2 separate regions of the Homo sapiens genome follow, and region 2 is linked to region 1. Evidence: read pairs that join two places in POLR2A ChIA-PET (ENCODE). Cell type or tissue: endothelial cell of umbilical vein. All regions are shown on one strand.

The links. ChIA-PET counts read pairs that join two places held together with the same protein. Peaks named below come from ENCODE experiments on the same cell type or tissue, not always from the same donor. Only the 100,000 strongest peaks of a DNase experiment are listed, where the experiment ranks them.
Region 2: POLR2A ChIA-PET joins it to region 1 with 5 read pairs; 1 of 35 experiments calls an interaction of 5 or more read pairs at or near these places.

The regions. Positions count from the first base shown.
Region 1 is chr5:82,628,103-82,633,102 of GRCh38, forward strand. No RefSeq gene overlaps it. Among named protein-coding and RNA genes, the nearest start is that of MIR3977, 210 kb to the right of the region's middle. In endothelial cell of umbilical vein, no CTCF peak of the experiment used is centred here; a DNase peak (open chromatin) is centred at 499.
Region 2 is chr5:83,507,395-83,512,394 of GRCh38, forward strand. VCAN (versican) reads left to right here. Exons shown (of 15, transcript NM_004385.5): 6 at 4,709-5,000. Among named protein-coding and RNA genes, the nearest start is that of VCAN, 38 kb to the left of the region's middle. In endothelial cell of umbilical vein, no CTCF peak of the experiment used is centred here; a DNase peak (open chromatin) is centred at 2,307.

The sequences.
Region 1 (5,000 bases):
CCACAAATTTGGTTCCTGACTTCCTGGAAACCAAAGCGATAATAAGAAATTCTGTTTCATGTATATAATTCATATTGCCCATAAGGAGAAAGCATACTAATTTCTGAAGCACAGAAAAAAATTTCTGGCACTTCAGTTTGAAAGAAATTTATCTTACAGGGTGTCATATAAGAAATACTGAGGAATATGATAAACAGTGTCCTCTATCATATTTCTTAGTAAATACAGATAGTGACGTTTGTAAAGACATTTCTTGTAAGCTATTGGCATCCACCACGGGTCACTTGTCAATGTGATTATGGTGGTGGTGGCTAGACACAGAGATAAATAAGATCTATATCCTGAACCAGAGAAACTCAGTTTCTAGTGGGAAAGAAGGATATGTTATGCAGAAAATGATAATACAGAGTGATAAGTACTGGGAGAGGAGAATTAATTAGCATGTTCTGGTCAATTTTATAAAGGTTTTTGTTTCTTTCCTTAATGATTCAAAAAAAAACAGCCTTATTTTTCTTGGCTGTATTTTATTTTAATAACATAAATTTCCAAGATAAGAGTAGGGGACTAGACTTGTGAGTCACTCTTAAGGTGGTAGCTCACAGTTTCTGATTCCTGTAACTGGAAAACATGAGGATGGTAGGCAGAGGCTACAGAAAAAACACAGGTTTTGGGTCACATATTCCTGGGCTTGAGATCCAGCTTTCATATTTATTGGCTGTGTAACCCTAGTCAAGTTCCTTCACATCTCTCAGCCATCTTTTGCATTAAAATAAGACAATAGAGGACAAGTGCAGTGGCTCATCCTGTAATCCCAGCTCTTTGGGAGGCCAAGGCGAGCAGATCACTTGAGCCCAGGAGTTCAAGACCAGCCCAGGACAACAGGATGAAACCCCATCTCTACAGAAAAATACAAAAATCAGCCAGGTCATATGGTTTGGCTGTGTGTCCCCACCCAAATCTCATCTTGAACTGTATCTCCCATAAATCCCTCATGTTGTGGGAGGGACCCAGTGGAAGATAATTGAATCATGGCAGTGGCTCCCTCATACTGTTCTCGTGGTAGTGAGTAAGTCTCACAAGTTCTGATGGTTTTGAAAGGGAAAACCTCTTTCACTTGGCTCTCCTCTTCTCTTGTCTGCTGCCATGTGAGATGTGACTTTCGCCTTTTGCCATGATTGTGAGGCCTCCCCAGCCATTTGGAACTGTGAGTCAATTAAACCTCTTTCTTTTGTAAATTGCCCAGTCTCGGGTATGTCTTTATCAGCAGTGTGAAAACAGGCTAATATAATGGGCGTGGTGGCATACGCCTGTAGTTCCAGCTACTCCGGAGGCTGAGGTGGGAGGATTGCTTGAACCTTGGAGGCAGAGGTTGCAGTGAGCCCAGATTGCACCACTGCACTCCAGCCTGGGTGACAGAGTGAGACCCTGGCTGAAAAACAAAACAAAACAAAACAGAGAGACAATAATACCTACCTCAATGATAATGAATGTGAAGAGTCTGACACTTCATCCGATCTCAAGTCCAATCATCTGAAAGCCTACTCTGGTTAAAATATAAATCTAAACTTCAATATTTTCCCAAAATTCAGCCTTCAACTTCCTTTTAGAAGAAAGAAGTGAACTTCCTTTGAAAGATGCAAATGAGTTTACATCCCTTGAATCTACATGTCTCCTCTAGTCAGTTCAAATCCAGCAGTGTTTCTCAAAGTGTGCTCTTCACATAACCTGTATAAAAATTCTCAGAGATGCTTGTTGGCACATTCTCTTAAGCTTCACTCTCTCTTAATGAATCAGAATGATTAGAGACAGTCAGAGAATCTGCATTCTAAACAAATTCTCCAGGAGATTTTTATGTGTATAGAAGTTTGAGAACCACTGCCTTAAACATTGAGAAATGGTAATATCTTAAATTGCAAAAGAAGAATCTTTATGGTCACCAGTTCATATGAAAATAGGAAAAAATTTTTTCATATTGTTTTAATATCAGTATTAAATATAAGATATAAAGGTATAAGTGGCAGAAGGATAAGCAGTTATTTAAAAAGTTGATTGAAAACATTTGAATTTTTAAAGAAATTAATCTGTCACATAGGCATGCCCTGAGGTCATTGTGCATAAGTACTCCTCATAAATAGATGTAATTAGGTTTACTTTTCTATAGCCACAATTTTAACCTTTCTCCTTTCTTTTTTTTTTTTTTTTTTTTTTTTGAGACGGAGTCTCGCTCTGTCGCCCAGGCTGGAGTGCAGTGGCGGGATCTCGGCTCACTGCAAGCTCCGCCTCCTGGGTTCACGCCATTCTCCTGCCTCAGCCTCCCAAGTAGCTGGGACTACAGGCGCCCGCCACTACGCCCGGCTAATTTTTTGTATTTTTAGTAGAGACGGGGTTTCACCGTTTTAGCCGGGATGGTCTCGATCTCCTGACCTCGTGATCCGCCCGCCTCGGCCTCCCAAAGTGCTGGGATTACAGGCGTGAGCCACCGCGCCCGGCCAACCTTTCTCCTTTCTTTCGTAAGTCTCCAGTGTCTATTAGGAACATGAAAATGAGTTGTTTTCCTTGGGACCATGTATAGTTTATTTATTTTTATTTTTTATTTTTTTGAGACAGGGTCTCACTTTGTCACCCAGGCTGGAGTGCAGTGGTGAAATCTTGGCTCACTGTAGCCTTGACCTCCCAGGTTCAAGCAATCCTTCTTCCTCAGCCCCTCCGGATAGCTGGGACTACAGGTGCATGCCACCACACCTGGCTAATATTTGTATTTTTTTGTAGAGATGGGATTTCACCATATTTCCCAGGTTGGTCTCGAACTCCTGGACTAAAGCCATGCACCCACCTTGGCCTCTCAAAGTGCTAGGATTACAGACGTGAGTGACCGCACCCAGCAGTTCATTCTTGCCATGTACACTGAGAGTTATACTTAGTTACTCAGTGAGAAGGCCTGCCCTTGGGAAGAGAAGTTTTAAGACTCGAGACTGCAGCAGAAGAAAAAAGTTATTGTATGTCTCAGTCACTCCACTTTCCCCAGACTTACAAACCAATTTCTCATCACCCTTATGTTTACTAACGTAGATACTTCAGATATGGATGCCTCATCCATGTCTGAGCTTTTCTTCTCTGCTACCCTACCACTTGACTGAATCTAATAAGTACAATACTGAATTATTTAGAAGAGTTCCAACACATCTCTCTAGGAAAACACACAGGAAAGAAGACAATATAACATTTATAAAGAGCTAAAGTAAAATATTTCCAACCTAGATTTCTATCCTAGAAAAAATGTCTTTCAAAATTGAAGGCAAAATAAAGATTTTTTCAGACCAACCAAATAGGAAAGAATTCATAGCCAGCAGTCTTGCTCTATGGGAAATGTTAAAGGAAGTTGTCTTTTTTTTCTACTAAAAAGAAAATGATACTAGATGAAAGTTTTAATCTCCACAGAGGAGTAAAAACCTGCAGAAGTGGTAACCATGCATGTATCCATGTATAAAAATATTTTGCTCTCATGTTTAATCTCATCAAATGGTTTGACTAAAGCAAAAATAATAATAATGTATTGCAGGGCTTATAACATATGTAAAGTTGAAATATATGCCAACAATAGCACAAAAGAGAAGAGGGAGGAAATGGAAGTACACTGCTGGAAGTTTCTCATAATACATATAAGTTGTTATAAATATTATTGGAAGGCAGACTGTGGTATGTTAAAGATGTATACTGTAAACTTAAAGCAACCACTAAAATAACACAACAAGGACTTGTGAGACAGATTTCTTAGGACACAAAATTGTGAACTATAAATAAAATGGGCTGGGCGTGGTGGCTCACGCCTGTAAAATGCACTTTGGGAGGCTGAGGTGGGTGGATCACCTGAGGTCAGGAGTTTGAGGCCAGCCTGACCAACATGATGAAACCCCATCTCTACTAAAAATACAAAAATTACCTGGGCGTTGTGGCGGGCGCCTGTAATCCCAGCTACTTGGGAGGCCGAGGCAGGAGAATCATTTGAACCTGGAAGGTGGAGGTTGCAGTCCTCCTTCCTCCACCGAAAGGATCGTGCCATTGCACTCCAGCCTGGGCAACAAGAGCAAAACTCTACATCAAAAATATAAATAAACATAAACAATAAATAAAATGGATAATTTAAACTTTATCAAAATCAAAATTTTTTCCCTTCGCAAGTTATGGTTTTGAAAATGGTGAGTAAGCCACAGACTGGAAGACAATGTTTTCTTTTTTTTTTTTTTTATTATACTTTAAGTTCTAGGGTACATGTGCACAACGTGCAGGTTTGTTACATATGTATACATGTGCCATGTTAGTGTGCTGCACTCGTTAACTTGTCATTTACATTAGGTATATCTCCTAATGCTATCCCTCCCCACTCCCCCACCCCATGACAGGCCCCAGTGTGTGATGTTCCCCACCCTGTGTCCAAGTGTTCTCATTGTTCAATTCCCACCTATTAGTGAGAACATGCAGTGTTTGGTTTTCTGTCCTTGCTATAATTTGCTCAGAATGATGGTTTCCAGCTTCATCCATGTCACTACAAAGGACATGAACTCATCGTTTTTTATGGCTACATAGTATTCCATGGTGTATATGTGCCACATATTCTTTTCTTTTTTATTAAGACAGAGTCTCACTCTCGCCCAGGCTGGAGTGCAGTGGTGCGATCTCGGCTCACTGCAAGCTCCGCCTCCCGGGTTCACACCATTCTCCTGCCTCAGCCTCCTGAGTTGCTGGGACTACAGGCGCCTGCCACCATGCCCGGCTAATTTTTTGTATTTTTAGTAGAGATGGGGTTTCACCATGTGAGCCAGGATGGTCTCGATCTCCTGACCTCATGATCCACCCACTCGGCCTCCCAAAGTGCTGGGATTACAGGCGTGAGCCACCGTGCCTGGCCTATGTGCCACATTTTCTTAATCCAGTCTATCATTGTTGGACATTTGGGTTGGTTCCAAGTCTTTGCTATTATGAATAGTGCTTCAATAAACACA
Region 2 (5,000 bases), 880 kb after region 1:
GCATTCCCTGTCTAACTCTAAAGGTTGTACTGTGATTAAAAACTCAGAAAGAACTTTTATTATTCACATCAGAGATAAAAAGGTGGCTTTATGATACCCTCTGGGTAGGAGCTTACACAGTTGGGCCAATTAAATCATGTTGAGAGAGAGCAACTAAGCAAACGTGCCTATTTGATTTGCTTGATTTCCCATGTTTGCTGTGATCAGTGGCTTTCTCTTTTGTCTGTTCCTTGGATTCCTGATTTGGCTTTGCCTCTAGGCATTAGATGTTATCTTTGGAGGCATCCTTCTATGAGCATTCATTTTTGGACCAAGCCTGGATTTACAATTCTATTACTGGCCCAGACTTCATTTCTATCCAATTTCATTCCACTGTGCTATAGTTTACAACATATAATTTGACTTATAAATAATTCCTGACTATGGGTTTAAAGACTGAAAATGGATCAATAGAAACTTTGAAAATGTTAACATCTTGATTGCTTTTCTCAGTGTAGAAATGGACAATGTTTAGCTTAAAAACTGCATGTTTTTAATGAGATACGGGGTTGAAAGACTTATTCCTGGAATTTATTGTTCTGGAGAAAGCCTGTTGCTATCTGCCATACCTTGGTTTACTTTGTGCAAAATGAGCTTCTTTTTAAGTAATGAGCTCTTTCCATGTTCAGCTTAAATTGCTGTCTTAGACACTTCATCAGGGTTCCCTGCTCTGCCTCATTCCCCTTTTTGCTCACTTGCAGCCTTTGACATAATCCTGGGAGGCAATTGGCATCATACATATTTTGCTTTGTAATCTCCTGCTTTGATTCTGACTGGGTACCCAGTCTGCTCACTTTGCTTCTATCTTAAACAGGTTGACACATACCAGAAACTTAGTACTAAGTTATGTGTGTTGTAAGTTAATTGAGAGTCCTCTTCTTGATTAAAATATAGGTCTTTAGAACAGTGTTTTCCAAAATATTCCACAAAACAAATTTATGTACAGATGTCCCTGCCTTAATAATAGAGGGTTGATACATGGAAAGGACAGAAGTTTGGACATTTAACTTATCACGTTTGGTATAGATTGGGTGTTAGTTATAAGAGATTAAAGACATACTCAATTCTATAGTGTAAATGCTTCACTATATCATTAGGTTTTTGAGGTGAGCAAGGAAATGTTCACACTAAACAATTATGATTTAGGAAGGCTTAAATAGTTATTTTTTAGAACAGAATTTAAGTCACTTTTTTCCTTTTCTCATTATTCTGAAATAAAGTAATTATTGCTGAATAAAATAACTGACTGCACGTTATCTTAACAGATTAATTCTTTTAATCCTCACCTTAAAGTAAACTCAATTGATTCTGGTTAAATCTTCCTTTTTTTCATCTGAATTACAAGAAACCCAATGGTAATGTTTCTTGCAATATGTTTTATAAAAATTTTATTTGGAAAGTTTGAAAAATTTCTACACATAATTGAAAAGGATAAGTTGGGCACAGTGGTGCCTGCGTGTAGTCCCAGCTACTCAGGAAGCTGAGGCAAGGAGGATTGCTGGAGGCAAGGAAGTTGAGGACAGAGTGTGCTATGATCATGCCTGTGAATAGCCACTGCACTCCTGCCTGGACAATTTAGCAAGACTCTATCTTTTTTGAAAAGAAAGAAAGAAAGAAAGAGAAAGAAAGAAAAGAAAGAAAGAAAGAAAGAGAAAGAAAGAAGGAAGGAAGGAAGGAAAGAAAGAAAGAAAGAAATGGCATTAGGGATAACAGAATTTAATCAAAGTAGTAAAATGATCATTCTATGGGTATCAAACAAATAAATGAATATCGTATACTTCAAACAAGTGAGTTAAATAATTGATAGTCTGATATAAAGTCAGATTTAACAAGAGTTTCTACATGAAAAGTTCTATAAGTAGGTCTGAACTGATTAACTACTACTAAGAGAATTCTCTTTGTAACAGGCCAGCACCTACTGAAGCCTTTCTTTCTTTTAATACTGCAAACATGTTTGCTGTTTAAAATAGGGAAACCAGCTACCCATGAAATCATGCTGCCATTTTTTCCTCATTAGCCCTTTGGTCTGGTCTTCCTTGGAGAAGTTGATGTTCCTCAATAGATAGACTAACAGTGCAGTTGGAGAAGCAGAGTTTTACTCAATTAATTATATTTCTTTGCCCTTCCGTGGTTGGCTGATAACACTTGTTACTTAAGAGGAATGGTAGTTTCGCCTTAAGGTAGGAGTATCTCAGGAAATGCAGGAAACTAAGGCAACACAACTAATATTCCAGCTGTAATAACAAGTCCAAGGGTTCTACCTCTCAGGGAAAACTGTTGGCACGCTGCCTTCTTTACACTTGCAGCCCTTTCAGGCCTCAGGCAAGTGTTATTCTGAGGTGAAGGAGGCTGTTCAGGATGACGTAATTTCTCTGTCTGCCTTTCTCCATGTTGCTTTGAGCCAAGTCTATTGTGAGATAAAATGCCTGTTTCAGGCAGCAGCCATCTCTCCAAAGCTTTGTAGCAGAGTTAGCTTTATTTAATGTGCTGTTGGGAAGGATAGGGGGAAAAAAGAGACCTAGCTTCTTAATAAGAACTTGAAGTGCCATTCATTTAACAAATCTTATTGAATACATACTATGTAACTGGCCCTGTGACCCTTATGCTTTTAAAATTTATTAGGAAGGGAGACGTTGTGAGAGCCGGGAGGGGAACTTTTTCTTAGAGTGTATTGTTGTATTTGAGATTACTGTCTTTTGCCAGACTAGATAATTAAGAATAAAAAGCTATGTACACCTCTACCACTTCTTTCAGTCAGGTGAAAGTAATTTCTCTCTCCCTTCTTCAAATAGCTCTCATTGAAATTTGGCCTACTTTCCTCAATAGCAATTTTAGATATATAGTGAGAAAAGCCGATATGTGTGCTTTGGCCATTTTCCCCATGACTAATTTTTCTTGTTTTATAGTGCTATCACCCACTCAGAGAAAGTAATAGCACTATTCATTTTAAACAATTGCTTGATACATCTGGATTTAGTCAGGTGAAGATCCAAATCATGACAGCTCTTTGGATCCCAGTTGTCTAATATATCATAGAATCAGAGATCAGCTTCAGTGAGATGGAAACAGTACTCTCAGCTACAATAGTGGGCTATCAACATTTTAACTTTCTGTTTCAGTTTTCATTTCTCCTCCTGACTGTGATATTGGCTTAGGTATTCTATAATTCTGCTTCTGTCTTTGGTTACTTTTGCTCACATGTGAAAAACATAATTTAATTTGTGTGGAATTTATTTCAGCAAACTGTTATGTTAGTTAGCTAAGTAAAATTCCAACTTAACAAACTCTGAAGTTTCCAGAATCTTTCATTGTAACATGTTAAATGATAATGAATATACCCTCTGCTAATTAGACTTGGTAATAAACAAAGCAACTGTCCAGCCTTTTCTTGTTAATCAATCAGCAAATTAAAAAACCTCTTTAACCAATCTCACCACTTTGGGAGGCCGAGGCGGGTGGATCACGAGGTCAGGAGTTTGAGGCCAGCCTGGCCAACATGGCAAAACCCCGTCTCCACTAAAAATACAAAAATTAGCTGGGCGTGGTGGCAGGTGCCTGTAATCCCAGCTACTTGGGAGGCTGAGGCAGGAGAATCGCTTGAACCCGGGAGGTGTAGGTTGCAGTGAGCCCAGATCGTGCCACTGCACTGCAGCCTGGGCTACTGAGCCTCCATCTGGGGCCCGAGTGAGTGGGGTGTTGGGGGAGTCTTTCTCTCTTTTTTTTTTCGAGACGGAGTCTCGCTGTGTCGCCCAGGCTGGAGTGTGGTGGTGCAATCTCAGCTCACTGCAACCTCTGCCTCCCGGGTTCAAGCGATTCTCCTAAAAAAAAAAGAAGTCTCTTGAACCTAGTTAAAGCCCCTACTAGCACTTGGGGTGTCTTTGTAAGAATTAGCAAAAAGTGCTCCCTCTGCACAGAGCAAGTAAAACAAAGGCTTTATCCAAAGAGGCTGGAGTTCCTTTGGCTGGCTGAGTGGGAGGCGACCTAGGCCTTCCCTACACACTGGGCCTGGTGCTCCTGTGCAGGCCGCGACCTTCGTAACCATCATGGCAGCCCTGTGCCTGATACGGGAAGGCAGGAAGTAGAATTCTGTACCACTTCTGAGCCCTTCCCATCTTCACATTTCTGGAGGTTTTCTTATTTTTTTTTTTTTTTATTTAATGGCGTTAATCCACTTTGTCGGTAGTTATAAATGAGAAGGAAGGCCAGAGAATTACTATTTGATTTTAGGATAAACAAAGTGGAATAACCGTGGTGGCAGTTCAATGCAAGGTTTCCCTTCCAATATGCAATGTTAGGAAGCACATAGCAGACTTTTTCCTTAAAAAAACAAAAACCTGGATAGTAATCTAAAGAATCACTCAGAAGGATTTGTTCATTTTAAAGAATGTATTATAAAATGTTATTAAATGACTGATTCTATGGCCAATGTACACACACACATACACGTATAGAATAAAACTTCTCGGGTATGTGTTATTTATGATTATGTATTCATAATTATAACGAAGCTAAGTCACCATTATCTTTTCTGCTTTAAAGTATCAGAAGCTGCTACCTTGCCATGAAAAAGTATTACATGCTCCTCCAATTCCTTCCCCACCATATTTATCCAACAGGAAAGGAATGAATAATAAAACTTTGGGCTTTTTTTCCCTTCTTTTTTTTCCAGGTGATGTGTTCCACCTCACTGTCCCCAGTAAATTCACCTTCGAGGAGGCTGCAAAAGAGTGTGAAAACCAGGATGCCAGGCTGGCAACAGTGGGGGAACTCCAGGCGGCATGGAGGAACGGCTTTGACCAGTGCGATTACGGGTGGCTGTCGGATGCCAGCGTGCGCCACCCTGTGACTGTGGCCAGGGCCCAGTGTGGAGGTGGTCTACTTGGGGTGAGAACCCTGTATCGTTTTGAGAACCAGACAGGCTTCCCTCCCCCTGATAGCAGATTTGATGCCTACTGCTTTAA